Linked DNA regions of Homo sapiens: region 2 is linked to region 1. A link is a loop called in an ENCODE intact Hi-C map of the cell type or tissue named here. Cell type or tissue: PC-3. All regions are shown on one strand. Links, peaks and the distances in the headings refer to the core of each region. The heading gives the core; the rest is flanking DNA. Region 1 holds the start of SERPINA7 (serpin family A member 7). Region 2 overlaps NRK (Nik related kinase).

Region 1 (8,349 bases), core at 266-8,265:
TCCTAAATTAGCCCCTTTCGACTAGTTAATTAATTAGAGTACTCCCAGCTGAGAGATGTCAAAAGCCTAATACTGACTTCTGTTGCTTATCCAAGTCTATTGGAACATTCCGTGGTTGACCTTTAGCAGGTGTGAGTGTGCATTCCTCTCAAAAGGATTTCTTGACCCCTCTTTAGAAAGATTTAGCCTTACTTACTTCATTTTCTTTCACAATCTCATTGTTTATTTATTGGAGAGAAGTTACTGATTAGTCTCTCAGGCCTTCAGAATGAATCTTCTAATTTGACTTTGGAGCAATCAATTTTTCCCATGTACATGGGGTTTAAGCAATTATTCCCTGGATAACTGTGTTAAGAATTCATGCCTTCTCTTTAGTCAAGGTTTGAAATAGGATGACATAGGATTGTATTTAGGCTATTCACCACTTGCCTAACAAATATTTCTCCTGGTTTGTTTTTTACATGCTAAAAATATTAATATATCTAAGTACACAGTTTTTCAATTTTATGTTTCAAAATCTATAAACAGTTTTTTTAATGTGTTCATTTCCTTTATTTATAAACTTCCAAATTATCAAAAGGTAAAATATATCTTATTTTATATTTTCTTCTTATTTGGAAGTTTTCTGAACTTTTCCATTCAACTCCTTTATGCATCTGGAATTAACATTGGCACTTGGTATAAGATTGAAATCTCAGATGATTTAAAAAAAATAATTAACACACAACACTATTTGTTGAATAATTCTTCTCCTCATCCCTGGTTTGTGGCTATGCACTCCTTTGCATTTTCTATAATGGGAGGGCACACGAGAGAAAAATTTTAGATTCTCTCAGAATGCCAGAGCAGGAATGTGCCTTAGAGATGTCATCTAAGCCCATGCTTTTTCAAATGGAGAAACCGAGGACCAGAGCAGATAACTGGCTTGCCAAATGTCATGCTAGTTAGTGGTGGAGTCAAGCCTCAAACTAAGATTTTATGACGTTCAATTTGCATTTGAGGCTGTATTCCTTTTTTCTTATCCAGCTTCTGGGGCAGCTTAACAACTTAAGGTTAATTAACCAGCCACAGAGGAACTCAATACCCCCAAGTAGAGGGATACTGAAAGGATCATTTCAGCTTGTCTCTATCCCCCTACCCAGCTCTTGATCACAAACATGGTCAGACTGAGAAGTGGGTGCCACAGTCTCTAGAAATAAGGGGATCAAAGCTGGGGGGAAATGCTGAATATGAAATGGATCCATGATTTAAGCATCTTTACATGTAATACATTGACTAAAAAAAATTGTGTAGCTGAAAGAATCAGGAAGGATCTCAGTGGGTGAGCTTTTCTCAGGAAAGAGAGAAGGAGAACTTAAGGTGGATTTCAAAAGATAGGCTAAAGACCTCTGAATTGGGAGCACAGTTTTCACTTTACTCTCCTCAAAATGCACTTGTTGTCTGAGAGCTTCCTTTACTCTCTCTCTCTCTCTCTCTCTCTCTCCCTCTGTCTGAAATAAGGGATTTATAATAAAGAAAATGCAAGATATTAGGAGGTGGGGCCTTCGAAAGGTTATTAGGTCAGGGACATAGCCTTCAAAAATGGTATTAGTGCTCTTATAAAAGAAGTCCAAGAGTGAGCTTTCATCCTTTCTACCATGTGAGGACACAGCAAAATGAGCACCCTCTATGCACCAGAAAGCATTTTCTTACCAAACACTGAATTTGTTGGCACCTTGACCTTGGCCTCTTCAGCCTTTAGAACTGTAAGAAATAAATTCCTGTTGTTTATTAAGCCACCAGGTTATGGTATTTTGTTGTGGCAGCCTGAATGGTCTAATACAGTCCCTTTATCCATCTTTGGCTGACATTCCTTATTCCTTTGAGTCCTCTTTGACATCCAGTAACTTGGATACTGTCATATAAAATTAATTACAATTAACACATCTTATGTAAATAGGAAGGAATAGAGGAATAGGAAGGTGGAAGCAAAATGATTAATATAAACACAGATATCTTGATATCAACATAAGGAAGTACTCCTAACTATTGTAGTATTGGGTTTTGCAACTAGCCAGAAGATCAAAATTGATGTTTTTAACAACTTTCTTCCTTAACTACCTTCTTCCATTAACCCATTCCATATTGCCTTTGCCCTCAACAAGCACCTTACCTGGTTGAGCTTCCTCGACTGGAGATGTGACCCAATCTTCATTTCTCGAGTGTCTGAGCCATTAAAAGTCCTGTTTGTATGGGTTGCTATAATTTTCCATTGACTTTAGTCACAGAATATGGAAGTACTAAGAGACATCCATGGGGAACACCTGCATTACAGATCCTCATTATGTGTAGCAATGCAATTTCTTCTTGATATTCAAGATCTACCATAACAGTAAGTACTGTAGCCCCCTTATTTTGCTATTTATTCAGTGGCACAAGTACTCAAAGTCACCAGATGTCAATCTCAGCTATAAATTCATTAGAAGCATTGCTGCAACCTGTGGTGGAATCATTCAACCATTCGAATTAAGGCCTCTAAATCAGGACGACCTAAGTTACAGGGATGAGAAAAGTAATTTTACTAGTGGATCAGTAGGGAAATAATGAGTAGATCTAAAATTAATGTCATTCCTTGATTCCCTAACCTAGGATTCCTGGCTATGGGAGAATCAGCACCACATTTTGGACACTAACTTAAAACATATACCACATTACAGAGGACATGGGCCAACCCTGCAAAATATCATCTAGCTGGCTCTGTAACTGAGTCATCAAAGGCATTCCACTCTCGATTGGCCAGCTGCTTCAGGGTGATAGGTAACATGGTAAGGTCAGTGAATTTTATGAGTTGGCACATTGCCACACTCTGGTATGAGATCAGTTGTTGGACCAGAAGGGACTCTGTATAAAATACCATGATGGTAGATAAGGCAGCCAGTAAATCCTCAGATGGTAGTTTTGGCACAAGCTTTGCAGGCGAAGTGGTAATGTCACATTTAGAGTCATTGTGTATTCTTGTGAGAACAAAACAATACCCCTTCCAAGATGGAAGTGGTCCAATGTAATCAAGTTCAAAACATGTAGCTTGCAAGTCCTTCTGAGGAATAATGCCATATTGGAATCTTAGTTTTGGTATCCGCTGAAGTTGTAGCCAAATTGACTTTGGTGCATGGAGGTCCATGATTCTGAGCCCACTCACAAGCTTCATCCTGGCTGGTATGACCACTTTCTTCATGAACACATCAAACAAAGACAAGAGTGTCTGGGAAAGAGGCTGCCTGAAATCCACAGAATGCATCATCTTATCCCCCTGATTATTAAACTTCTCTGCTGAGGTTGTTCTTTGGTGAGTATTCACATGAAACCTGAATATCTTTATATCATATGCCCATTTGCAGAGATAGCCACATATACCTCTTCCCTACACTTGTTTATCACTTATTTTATAATCATGTCCTTTCCAAAGGACTTCCAGCCAAACTATTAACCATTGTCTATGAAGTGGGATAAATTCATACCTCTGTCCCCATGTTTTTCTCCATACAAAATGAGCAAGTTTCTTTGGCATTCCTTTTCATTTTGGGTAAATGTATATCCTTCAATAAGTGTCTTTTATTTTAAGGTTAGCAACAGCAGTTACTGTTATTTAGATCCAAGTACTATAACTAATACAGACATTGATAACAGAAATTAGGTTTCATGCAACAAAATTTAAGGAAATTGGGGAATTTTGAAGTTGATTTTCTGCCCCATTAGGGCTAAAGGTAGTTGAAAACTCCATTTGTGTTCTATAAGGGGAATATGGCAGCCCATGAAATGAAAGAGCATATCATTTAATTAAGTGGTTCTCTAAAATGTAAAGCCTTTGGAAGGCCTGGCTTTAGAAGACCTCATTGCTGCCATAGAGAAGTCTGAAAAATGTAAGTAGTTAATAGATTGTGAGGTGAAGTGGATGCTTATGATGGCACTAGAAAGCTTTAAAAAAGAAGCCTAAATTCTTGCTCAGAAGCCTAATTTCTTGGCTCAAGTGCTCCAGGAATATATGGAAGACAGGGAACATGTAAATATAATTTCTGGAGAGCTAAGTTAGCCAAATCCTATGCTTGCCATTTGATCCTGTGTATTACCAAATTACAGAATTTGTTGATTTCTCAACATTGATGTCGGTTTTGTCGAAATTAGTCACTGAAATGCAAAGAGTAAAAATTCAAGAATAGGACAGTTGAGAGAGTTAAAAGAACCTCAACTCCAAATCCCCACTGAGCCTCTCTTGCCAGCAAAAGCAGTCTTTCTCTTTGTCCAATGCAGCTGTTTCTCCTTTGCTTACACACCCGGTAATTTCCTTGCCCGTGAGACTTAAATTGCAAAAAGAAGCCAATTTTCCTAATGCCACCATCTCACAACTATTGTTGTCTCCAGACCTGTAAGCAGAGTAAGATCCCATCATTTCTCTCCAGACTAGGGTGGAGGATCAAATATCAAAACAATGAGAAAAGTGTTTACAAACTGAAAGAACTGTGGAACGTTGAACATTTCTAAAATAAAATTTGTGTGGGAATAATTATGAGGGTGTTCATTCAAAAAAGGAGATATATAATTTTAGATCTGATTGAATTTATTGATATGGTAAAACTTCCTAGAGAGTCTTTATTCAATGTGCTACTCTAGCAGCTTTACACAAGACTGAAATTATTGTGATAAATATAAGTTTGCAAGATCTTACACCTTCTCAATCAATTGCATCTGAAGGAGAATGTATTAGCAGAAAGCAGAAATGAACAGCAGTAGGGGGTAGAGATAAAGCCCAGGGAATATGGAGACTTGAGGTGAGGGAATATATGATAACAGAAGAAAGGGAAGAGAATTATCTGTTTCTGGATCCCCACTTTGTACGGGGCACTATTATAGGAGCTTCTGGACACCACCTCTAAATTTCATTTTATACTCTCAATAACCACATGACATGGGAATCATTATTATTTCCACTTTAGAGGTGAGAAAACTGAGGTTCAAGGATACTAGGTAACTTGTCCCAAATTACACAGTTACAACATAGAGACATGGCAGGGGCACAGGTCTAATGCCTGTGATGCCAGAGCACAGGGCAAGGGAGTCTGCAGAGGGAAGGGTACCTTTCTCTTATGTCGGAGATAAGCCCTGCTAGCAAAGCTCAGCTGAATCAGAAGCAGCAGAAAACAACCTGTGCCATTGTCTGACTATGCCACCAGAGGGCACAGGTTTGGAAGTTTTCTTTTTACACAGTCTTTTGCTGTTTTCTCTGCAGGGACTTGCTGTAGCTGAGAGAGCAATGTGTTATATTACATGGACTAACCTCGCAGTCTAGAGACTTGAGCTTGTCACTCCCTTTCTTTAGGACACATGTACTAGTGACCATCACATTTGTGAGGTGTGCCTTCTTCAATATGGGCAGCGGGTGTCAGGTAGTTAGAAAGACCTCTTGGGTTCAGGACTGATATTTACCAACCAGCTCTGAAACCTCAGTGCTGACTGTGGTTCTTTCCACACAGTGGGAGCTTAGTCTATGTTTTGTTAAGAAGAAATAATGGTACACAGAGTCACCCTCTGTCTATCCCCCAGTGGCTTCCCAGTGCCCTCAAGGTAAAGTCAGTACTATTTGTCCTGGATTATAAGTCCTACCATAGACTGCATCTAGGCTTAGTTCGAACTAGCTCCTCATTCCCTGCCTCCCCTCCCACTACAAATTAACACATAGATTCTTAATGTAGTACTGAAGCTGGCAGGGTCTGGAATCTGATGCTTCACAAAATGTCTGTAGTAAAATGCTTCACATGCCTGTAGTAAATACTCAGAAGCAGGAGTTGCTGTTGCTGCTACTGCTACTGCTACTACTGCTACTACTACTACTACTAGAGCTGGAAACTTTCAGAAGCAGGTTGAACTCAAGTCTCCTGACTGAGTCCAGTTCTTTTTGTTCCCATTGCTTCTTTGCATATAATCAGTACACAATTAATACTGGACAGTGGAATCTTTAATTTCAGTCTCCTTGACTCCTTCTGCATCCTCTTTTGGAGTCCTGTGGCCAGGGGACGGTACAGGGAATTTTAATGACGAGAAGACAGGGCTGGTTTCCCCCTTAGCAGACATATATGTTTGCAGCATCAGAAGTCTAGGGCTGGAAGCTACCTTTGACATCATTTCCTCTGCGAATGCATGTATAATTTCTACAGAACCTATTAGAAAGGATCACCCAGCCTCTGCTTTTGTACAACTTTCCCTTAAAAAACTGCCAATTCCACTGCTGTTTGGCCCAATAGTGAGAACTTTTTCCTGCTGCCTCTTGGTGCTTTTGCCTATGGCCCCTATTCTGCCTGCTGAAGACACTCTTGCCAGCATGGACTTAAACCCCTCCAGCTCTGACAATCCTCTTTCTCTTTTGTTTTACATGAAGGGTCTGGCAGCCAAAGCAATCACTCAAAGTTCAAACCTTATCATTTTTTGCTTTGTTCCTCTTGGCCTTGGTTTTGTACATCAGCTTTGAAAATACCATCCCAGGGTTAATGCTGGGGTTAATTTATAACTAAGAGTGCTCTAGTTTTGCAATACAGGACATGCTATAAAAATGGAAAGATGTTGCTTTCTGAGAGATGCAGGTGGATTCTTGGGCATTTGCTGTAAGTACTTTTTTTCTCTTTGGAAACTTTGAACATCTCTATCAGCAAGTCAGAGTCCCAAATAACCAAGTTGGCAAGTCAGAGTCCCAAACCAAATTCCTGGCTCTAGGGGTGAAGGTCTAAGTGTGGTCATCTAATAATTGACTTTCTACCAGCCTCAGTGACTTTTAAAGAAAGAGGACTCTGATGATGATATGGAGATTGGATAGAGTGGTGAACAAAGGGGGTTGGTATGGAGGATATAGGAGATGGTGTGATCTGTTAGGAGCTGATATAGTAGCTCAGGCCATGAACTGAGAGGCAGAGGCAGCAGGAATGAAGAGAAGGGAGAAGTTTTGAGAGTTATTTAAGAGTTAGTATTCATAAGACATCATGCTTCATTAGATATGGGGAATGAGAATAAAAGGAGGCTATGATTATTCCCAGGTATCTGGCTTAGGTGTCTCTATAGACAGTGATGTGATAAACTGAGATGTGGAATGAAGATGAGGGAGCAAGCTTAAGGTGTAGGGAGATGATATGTTTACATCTGGCAACTTTGAGATTTTCTTATTGAGACTGAGGTCTGTGTGGACCATCCTGGTGGTTATATCCAAAAGAAAGCTGGATAAATGGCTAGGAGCTCAGGAGAGCAATCTGAGAGAGATACAGTTTCTAGCAATTGAGTGCGGAGGGTAAGATCACTCAGGAAGAAGATGGAGGGTGGAGGAAGGATCCTTTTTCTGAGTTCATAGACCTCTTCCTTCTAAGCACACATGTCCACTTTCATTGGATTTCCACACCTGACTTCTTTACTCCATTTCTTTGCACTCTTTCAGGATCAGAGAACCTTACACCTTATCTTTCTGGCTTTCTTTATAATAATTAAAAGTAACATGCATAGGTGTAAGAATAATAGTGTTAAGATGTCTTACAACTTAGAAATGACTGTTTAGATGTTACTAAGATTAATGGTGAAAGAAATGTAAAATTTAGAAAATTATTCTTTCATTTTCTGGTTGTTCGAAAATACCTCTATGGCTTCCATGCATTGCAAAATGCATGAATTTCAGCTCATGACCTTGTACGTGGCTCCATAAACCACCACCCATCCATTCCAACTAATCATATATTGTACAAATTACTTTCATTTTGTCTTTTAGCCAAATAAGATGCGAGTGTTCTCTCATCTCATAGATTTTATCTTAAGAAAATGCCAGATGAAAAAAAAAATCTAAAATTCTAATCTACAATGAATAATGTATACAGAGGGAGTACTAGTTTAACCTAAGAATATCCCCTCTCTCCAAAAGGCTGCCTCTAGTTCAGAAAAAAAGTGATTCAATTTCCATAAATTTAATTTACTCACAGCGTTTTCATAATGTTGCTATAACATCTGAATGACAGTCCATGGCATTATTTCCGTGGTTGCAGCAAGCCACTTCTCCTACTCCCTGTCCATATTAGATGCATCTCCTGTTTTTCAAGGGAGAGAAACCCCTGCTCAGCCCCTGATGAGCACATCATCAAATATTTACTATTGTTTTATTAATCAATGTGGGTGGTTATTATGTGTCTCTGGCTCAGGGAGTGTTTCATCCAACTAAGCTCCCTCAGTGGTTGTCTCACTTCATCTCTTATAGATTAACTTCCTTCCAAAATGTCACCATTCCTGTATCTGGTTCTCTTGGTACTTGGGCTTCATGCTACAATCCACTGTGCATCACCTGAAGGCAAA
Region 2 (8,349 bases), core at 331-8,330, 160 kb after region 1:
CCTTTCCAAGGCCAATTTTAGGCAAAATTTGCTGTAGATCGCATCACCTCCTTTTTTGTTGCTATTCAGCCAGAGGGTTCTATGCTCTGTAAATTTACGCAATTCCTCACTGACAGTCAATGCATTCCTATTCAAGGGCCCTTTTCTCCTATCTCCTACTCTCTGATATATGCTAGTGCTCATATATGATGATTGAATCTAAGTGAATATATTAAAAGATATAAATATGTTATCACTTTCAGGCAAGAACACTTTTAGTAGCAGTCTTCTAGAGATAATGACACAATGCAAAGGGATAAGTTAAAAGCTGAAAATGAAAGGAAAGACTACTTGGGTATTAATGAGAACTTTTAGTACTCACACTGTATCTCCACCCAACAGATTTTTGATATTTATTCACTCTCACTCGCCTTCCTATTTCAGGTAAAGGGGTCTGTAACCAAGAATAAAATGTTATTAGATGTACTGGTACACTCTAAAAATGATTTATGCTTAAGTACTTTAAGCTACGTTAGCACTCAATGGAAAAGTAAGATAACATTATTCCTCTCTCAATTTTCTCCAATAGTTTTAATTTAAAAAACCAAATTCTTATGACATACAGAAATTTGGCAACAAATTCATGGTAGTAGATTTAACTGCTGTAATAATGGGAAAATTACAATTTGTTATTAGTAAAGTGCTTTATCCTCCTTACAAAACCAGTTAATTGACACTAAACTTCCATGGGTTGAACATGATTTTTAAATATTTTAAAAGTCAGAGTATCTGAAATGTAGGTTAAAAGTATGTCAAGGTCTCTTAAGTTAAAACAAGAAAATAAGTATTTTAGAGAGTATCACTCAAAAAGTAGAAGTTTGATTATTTGGAAGCCATGGATTGTAGGGCAAAATAAATCTACAAAACATCAAAATCCCTCGAAACTCACATTGGTTTGCAACTTTTGACATTTACTGGCAAAACTAAAAGCACACAACTTTTTTTTTTAATTCAGCTATCATTTCTTTTTTTATTATTATACTTTAAGTTCTGGGATACATGTGCAGAATGTGCAGATTTGTTACATAGGTACACATGTGCTATGGAAGCACACAACTCTTTAAACAGTTTCAGCAATTCACTTCCTGCACAAATTGGAAAAAGCACAGTTTATGGCCTTGACAACAGTTCAGTCAATGTGTATAGCTTTTCAAACACAAATTTCCCTTTAGGGTATAGTGAAGTAAAATTTTTTTGACCTTTTCTATGTTTATGATAATATTATCTTGAGAAAGTGTGGCACTCACGTTAAAGAAAAAGAACAGAAATCAGTGCTAGCAAATTCTATGCCAATATGTTATGAACCGTGACACAACTTTATGAATGTTACCAGGAACGGTGCCAATTAAACTGTCTCTTTTGCTCATCTGTCAGAAAATACATGAAAAATGTGCATTTCTGATAAGTCTCTTCCTTCTACCTGTCATTGAGAATCTAATGGCCTCAATTATCAGAGGAAATCATTGGAGAGGGAAAATAATATGATGGAACACAGCAGGATTAACCCAATATTAGAAGCAATCTCTTCTTTGCTATCCCTGGAAACAAATAGTCAACTAGAAACAGAGAGGAGTACAGATATATTCCTCAGTGTTATAGAATACCAAAATATGTGGAACTTCTGCTGTGAAAGAAGCATTGTTTTATGTGGATATATAATAAAGTAATAGATATAATACACTAATGAATAAAAGTAATATTAAATGATAACTATAATAAATCCAGATTGATGTAATAATTATTATATAAAATAATGATTTAAAAACAAATACAATATTTTCTGAGTTGTGTATCCCAGGAACACAGTCCACTAAGGGAAGAGAATACAGGCAATTTATAATATTACCTTACGAGCGTTCATCACTTTAACAGCTGTAAATGCACCAGTCTTCTCATGAAGTCCCTGAAATACAGGATAGTGATAAATATCAAATGCTGGCTAGGTAATCCAGCTATCAAGAAGCAATTAAAGTAGAAAATATTAAAATTAGTGTCGAATACATTGTATGTTATAAAATATAAAATATATACAAATGAAATATATAGTATTATATAGAAAACAGAAATATTAAATTATCAACATTTTAAAGAAATCACCATCCCACTCAAAACACTCGACGAAGGTTATGGAACAGTTTGGCTGTTTACATCTGTAGTAACTAGTGGACATAATTGCCTATTTAAAGTTATTGCTTACTTAGTGTCTTTAATCTAGGTTTGCATGGCACCAAAGCATTTAATCTAAATGAAAATTTTCATTTAATCTAAGTGAAAATTTTCTATTGAAGATGGCAGAAAACGAGTTGTTGTACTAAACATTTTTTCAATTGATTATGTGATACTATGCAGACATCTTTCCACTGGACTCTTCTTCAAACACAAAATATTTATCATGTTAGCAAAAATATTAGCCATGCATTATCTCCATAATGATCACTTAGTGTGAGTGATTCATAATTAATTCAACAGCCTCTAAACTGTTTAATATGTCCTGAATCATATGAACCAAAAATATTTATAAAAGGAATAAGTTCTAGAAAATTCTCTCTTATTGAAAATATGATGAGTTATAAGAGCTTAGATCTTACCCTAAATGCAAGTATAAGCTACAGATTTGTAATTTTTAAAGGTGAACACATAGGTTTGGAATCAGATCTCCTATTTTGTGGCTGGTACCTTCTAGACATATTCCAAACTGTAGTCATAGAAAAAATCAGTATAACATTACTATGAGTAATAAATAGAATGCCTTATCTGATATTTCTCAGCAGAAGGTTTGATCTGGGGGCTGTACTTGGTTGAACAGTGTCCCCTCGAAAATTGAGGTTCACCTGGAACCTCAAAATGTGACCTTATTTGGAAACAGGGTCTTTGCAGATGTAATCAAACTATGATGAGGTCATATGGATTTGTTTGGTCAATGTCCGGTTTCTTTATAAGACGAAAGGAAGGGAGATTTGAACGCAGAGACACAGGGATACAGAAAGGGGTGACAGTCATGTAAAAGACAAGAAGAAATTGCAGTGATACAACTACAAGCCAAGAAATGTCAAGGATTGTTGATAACACCAGAAGCCAGGAAGAGACAAGGAACAGTTTCCTCCCTAGAGACTTCAGAGAGAGAATGGCCCAACAGACACCTCAACTCAGAATTCTTATGTCCAAAATTGTGAGGGAATACATTTTGTTTGTTTTAAGCCATCCAGTTTGTAGCAATTTTTTACAGCTGACCTAAGAAACTAGTACACAAGGCAGGAAAGACGGAAACTGAGCAAGGTAATGTGCTTGACTTGGGATAGGGTTCAGAGACTAGTAATCAAGGCACAAGGAAATGTCCAGAATTGGGTGAGCAGTTTAGGGCGGAGCATGCCAGCCACAGAAGACTAGAATTTTTAAAGGAAAGGAAAAAGTTACAGGTTATTGATTGATCCAGAGAAAAGTAGGAACCCAAGATCAAGACCTGTCTGTTTAACCTAAAGTCTTGGGAAACAAATGCAAAGGCAAAATCAGATTTACATGAGAAGTGGAAATGAGGCAGAGTTTGTAAGGATCAATCCATGAAGTAATACTATCAAGTTCTAGAAACAATTTTCTCTTTTATCAGACAAAAAGCACTATTTTTGCAACCTCCTTAGCTTCTTTTAAATTTTTCAAAAGAACATGAGCTTGTGTTATCTTCTGTCACTTGTCTTAATTGGGGCAGCCTGTTTGGATGGAGTCAGATTACTTTTGCTGGACAGTTATAATAAAACAGTTTTAAACTGTTCTTTTTCGTAGGATTGTAATGACACCTGAACTTAACCGAGTTTATAAAAATTATTGAGTATGTTGGATACCCTTCAAATTTATTTACATCTCTGGGAGGAATTATATATTAATATTTTTATTTATTCAGTCCTTATAACTTAGGAAGCATTGTTTTCATAATTATTCACACGAACACTTGCTAGTAAAATTTTTTCCACATCTGTATGCACAAATACAACATGTTGGAAACTGATTTGCATGCATCCCTTTAAAAAGTTACAATGCTTCCTTCCTTGATTCTAAGAGATTATTTATGAGCCACTATTATTTTGGGCAATACAAAATATTTATCAGGTTATCAAAAATATTAGCCATACATTATTTAACTGATGATAAGTAAAATACAAAATTTTTGAAGTCTAAAATCAATAGATTATGACATATTAGTGAGACAACTGAATGTCATTAAAAGATTCCAACCATGGCCATAAAACAGAAAAAAAATCAGCTTGGTTCTACCCTCATTATCTGTGATTTATTCACACTTGAAAATTGAATGAAGTTATTTCGTCAGAAAATGTGTCCTAATATTGGGTTTGAAAAATATGCTCACTGAACCTACAGAGGAATAAAACTCCAGGTCTCGGAACCATGTACTGAGTTAATATGCCAAATCATTCTACAAGACTCCATAGAAGTCTGGCATATACAGACAATAGATCATAGAAATGTGCTACTGTTAAGAGAGCATTTCAGAAGAGTTCCCCCTGTACCTTGACTCCTCAAAAATTTTATTTTGAAATAATTTTAGACTTATAGAGCAGTTTCAAAGATAGCACAGGGGGTTCCTGTATATCCTTTCCCCAGTTTCTTCCAATGTTAACATCTTAGATGGCCATGCTACAATTGTCAAAATGAAGAAATTAATATTGGTATAATACTCTTAACTAAATTTTAAAACTTATTCTGACTTCCCAGTTTTCTCACTAATGTCCTTTTTCTAGAACCAAACCTGGATCCTACATTCTATTTAGCTATCATGTCTTCTTAAACTTCTCCAGTGTGTGACAAGTCCTCAGTCTTTCCTGTTTTTCATAACTGTGACACTTTTAAAGAGTACTGGTCAAGTATTTTGTAGAATATCCCTCAACTTGGGTTTGGCTGATGTTTTCTTATGATTAGATTGAGGTTATGTGAATTTTTGGGAAGGATATCACAGAAGTGAAATGCCCTTTTCATCACATCATATCAGGGGTACATGATATCTCCATGTTGATCAATGGTGATATTAACCTTGAGCACTTGGTTAAGGTAACAACCTGCCAGGTTTCTCCACTATAAAGTTGTTATTTTTCCCTTTCATACTCTATTCACCAGAAGTGACTGATTAAGTGACTGATGTTCGTTTTGAAGAAGTATAACACTATTCTTGGGCACCTATCTAGAGAACCTAGAAGCCACCTTGAGATAAGCTAATTGTTCAGTGGTGCCATCTTGTGGTTCATTGATTATACAGAAGCTGTTTTGCGATCTTAGCTGAAGGACTTGTCATAAATGAGATGCTGAACTAGAACCTATGAATCCAGTTTTTAGGATGTGCCCTTTTTCAGTTAGAATGTGAGTTTTATGGCAAATTACGTTAACAACATTTGTGTTAAACACACAAAAGAACACTAAGAAAGGAATTTAGTTTTAGAACGTTAAGAAAGAAATTTAGTTTTAGATTCTACATTGAGTGTTAAATAATCTCACAATTGCCTTTAACCTCAGTGAATATTATTCAGGAAAATCACAAGAACAGTAGTAAATTATAAATGTGGATTTTTTGGGCTGTTTTTCCTATCAGTAATATCTGGAGTATCATACAGGAGCCACTAGCTCCACAAGATTAATAATGCTTCATTAACTAGAGTTTGAGTACAAAGAATGACCTTTACATTTTTAATTGATAAATAAAAATTGTATATATTTATGGTTTATAACAAGGTGGTTTGATATATGAATACATTGTGGAATGGCTAAATTGAGCTAATTAACATATGCATTACACTGCATGCTTATTATTTTTCTGTGGTGAAAACACTTAAAATTTACTCTTTTAGTAAATATATTTATAACAATATATTGTTATTAACTATAATCACCATGATGTGCAACAGATCTCTTGAACTTATTCTTCTGTCTAACTGAAATTTTGTGTCTTTTGACCAATATCTCCCCAATCCCCTGTCCCCCACTGCCACCAACCTCTGGTAACCACTATTATACTCTCTGCTTCTATGAGTTCAACTTTTTAGAATCCAGATATGTGAGATCATCCATTATTTGTCTTTCTATGTCTGTCTTATCTTACTTAACATAATGTCTTCCAGGTTCTTCCATGTTGTCACAAATGACAGCATTTCTTTCTTTTTAAATAATTTTCAAGCATCACAGAGCTAGGAGAAAAAAATTCTCTTAGCTCTCATTCTTATCGTAAAAGCAACTGCTGCTTAAATACTTTGTATAAGTTCATAGGCTCTTTCGTATTTGAGGAACAGAAGACAATAGGTAGTAACAATGCTTTGTAGTCATTCTTGACTCTAGATTCAAGTCTATTGGCATTTAGAATCAAGAAGTCTATCATCTTCACTTAAGAAAACTCTTTGTCTTGTTGTCAAACTCATTCCACGCATTCAAGTTTAGTTAATAATAATAATAATAATAAATAATAATTCAGTTATTGATTTGGGGGGCAATAGGTCAACTATTCAAAATACTTCCGGGTACTCCACAACCTACAACAAGGTATAAAAATTATTTATTAAGTCCTGTCCTCCATGTTATTAAGATAATGAAACTCAATATTAGCTAAGAGAAGGACACATTAATTTGTCACTAACATTTAAGCATGAGTTAGACTATCAGATGAGGTAACTAAAACAGTGGCAATGAACAGTTAAGTACTGATGGAATGAGAAGGTGGAGTAAAGAAAAGGCTGGAGCCTGAGGAGTTCCAGAAGGGGTTGTTCTTCAGCCATATTGAAAGAAGCAGGTTTCTGGAATGGAGAGCAGGGAAACCATGAGACCATGAGTGAGCAGGGAATTTCAAAAAGTGAATGAAGTTTTAAAAAGGGGAAGAGGATGGAGAGTTGGAAAGATAAACTGTTCTATTCACAGTTTATTGGAGAAATTTATAGTTTGTAAGATGTATACACCAGAAACAATTAGAGAATAGAACCAAATGCAAAGGCTAGTTATTAACATAAATTATTGGATCTCAAATACAGTATGTTTAAACAGTTCTAGAGAAAAAATATATGCTACCATGTGAAGGACTTAAATAAAGTCCTAAAAAACTTCCCTGATTAATTTATGCTGACACAACTAAATCTGTTTTCTGGGGTTGCATTCCAAAATATAGTAATTAAGATGAACGTATATTCTTTTTGCAGTATCATTTCAAACTATCCAGGGAGAATACATATCCCTTAATGTGTTGATTTCAGTTTGGCAAGGATTTGTGTTCTTAATTAATTAACTTAGATAATCAAATAAGCAGCATCATTTAGTCCACTTCCCCTGGGAAAAACCTAGTTTATTACGGTGCTGTTGTTCTTCATGACTCTAAAATTAATATTAGCATTTCAAATCTGTCCTACGAAAAGAATATGTTGCATGTCCCTGAATTTAAGATACTGCTCACATACAGGGCATTGTTAAGAGGTATATGTGCCTGCTTTTAACAAAAACCAATGCAGGAAAATCTTGTTAAACATAACAAAGCAAATAAAGGAACAGTCATAAAACATTTCTACTTTACAAAAGGACTTGCATTCATGCGACACCAAATTCCCCAAATTTAGTTGTATCTCAAAAGTAATGAAGCAAGGTCAATTTTTACACTGGGGACCCAGAATCAAATACAGGTTACCCAATAATTGTAAAGAAGAGTTATGAATTGTCAGTGTCTTGGTCACCTGAGACTTAAATTTGCTGACTTCTAACTGATCAACAAGTCTACCATAGTCTTTAGCCCCTACTTCCTTTGGGCACACAGCATTTGAAGATTTCCACTTTTGTTTTATAAGTCTGTCCTCTGCCTTTGGGCATGCTCAGATAGAGGTAAGTGGTTCTTCCAGTTACTCACTATGATTTCTGTAAGCAGATCTACGAGATAGATGTAGGAGTGTGGGGAGAGATGAGAGAGAAGGGTAGGAGTAGAGCAGAGACCAGGTGATGGCCCTAGGTGGAGCTTAGTCTTCTCAAATCTGGACCACACTGACAGTATTGAGTAAGGTATGTGGACAAATTTATTAAATACAGAAAATGTCAGAAAAAAAACAATAGGGCATTAAAGCGTAGTTATCAAGCACATCACTGTATCAAGGATTTAGTCACTCTATCAATAAAATCAGGTGAAACATAAAAGTCCTTAAAGTCTAGTAATATATTTATTTTACCTTGGTATCTCTAGTGCCTAGCATCATAGCTGGTACATAAGGCCCTTTTAATGAGTACTAGTTTAGTGAATGATGAATAGAGTAACTGGGAAGACTTCACAGAAGAGGTAAAATGTCAAAT

Evidence for each region. A loop is a pair of places that touch in the nucleus more often than their neighbours do. Peaks named below come from ENCODE experiments on the same cell type or tissue, not always from the same donor. Only the 100,000 strongest peaks of a DNase experiment are listed, where the experiment ranks them.
Region 2: a loop joins it to region 1, with 14 times the contacts of the local background. A loop is called at or near these places in 2 of 110 quality-filtered maps.

The regions. Positions count from the first base shown.
Region 1 is chrX:106,036,981-106,045,329 of GRCh38, reverse strand. SERPINA7 (serpin family A member 7) reads left to right here and starts at 6,603. Exons shown (of 5, transcript NM_000354.6): 1 at 6,603-6,632; 2 at 8,255-8,349. The coding sequence starts at 8,272. In PC-3, for the core only: a CTCF peak has its summit at 5,222 (motif pointing right); a DNase peak (open chromatin) is centred at 2,839.
Region 2 is chrX:105,873,792-105,882,140 of GRCh38, reverse strand. It overlaps NRK (Nik related kinase), which reads right to left. Exons shown (of 29, transcript NM_198465.4): 3 at 1,886-1,942; 4 at 362-433. Among named protein-coding and RNA genes, the nearest start is that of NRK, 55 kb to the right of the region's middle. In PC-3, for the core only: a CTCF peak has its summit at 5,265 (motif pointing left); no DNase peak of the experiment used is centred there.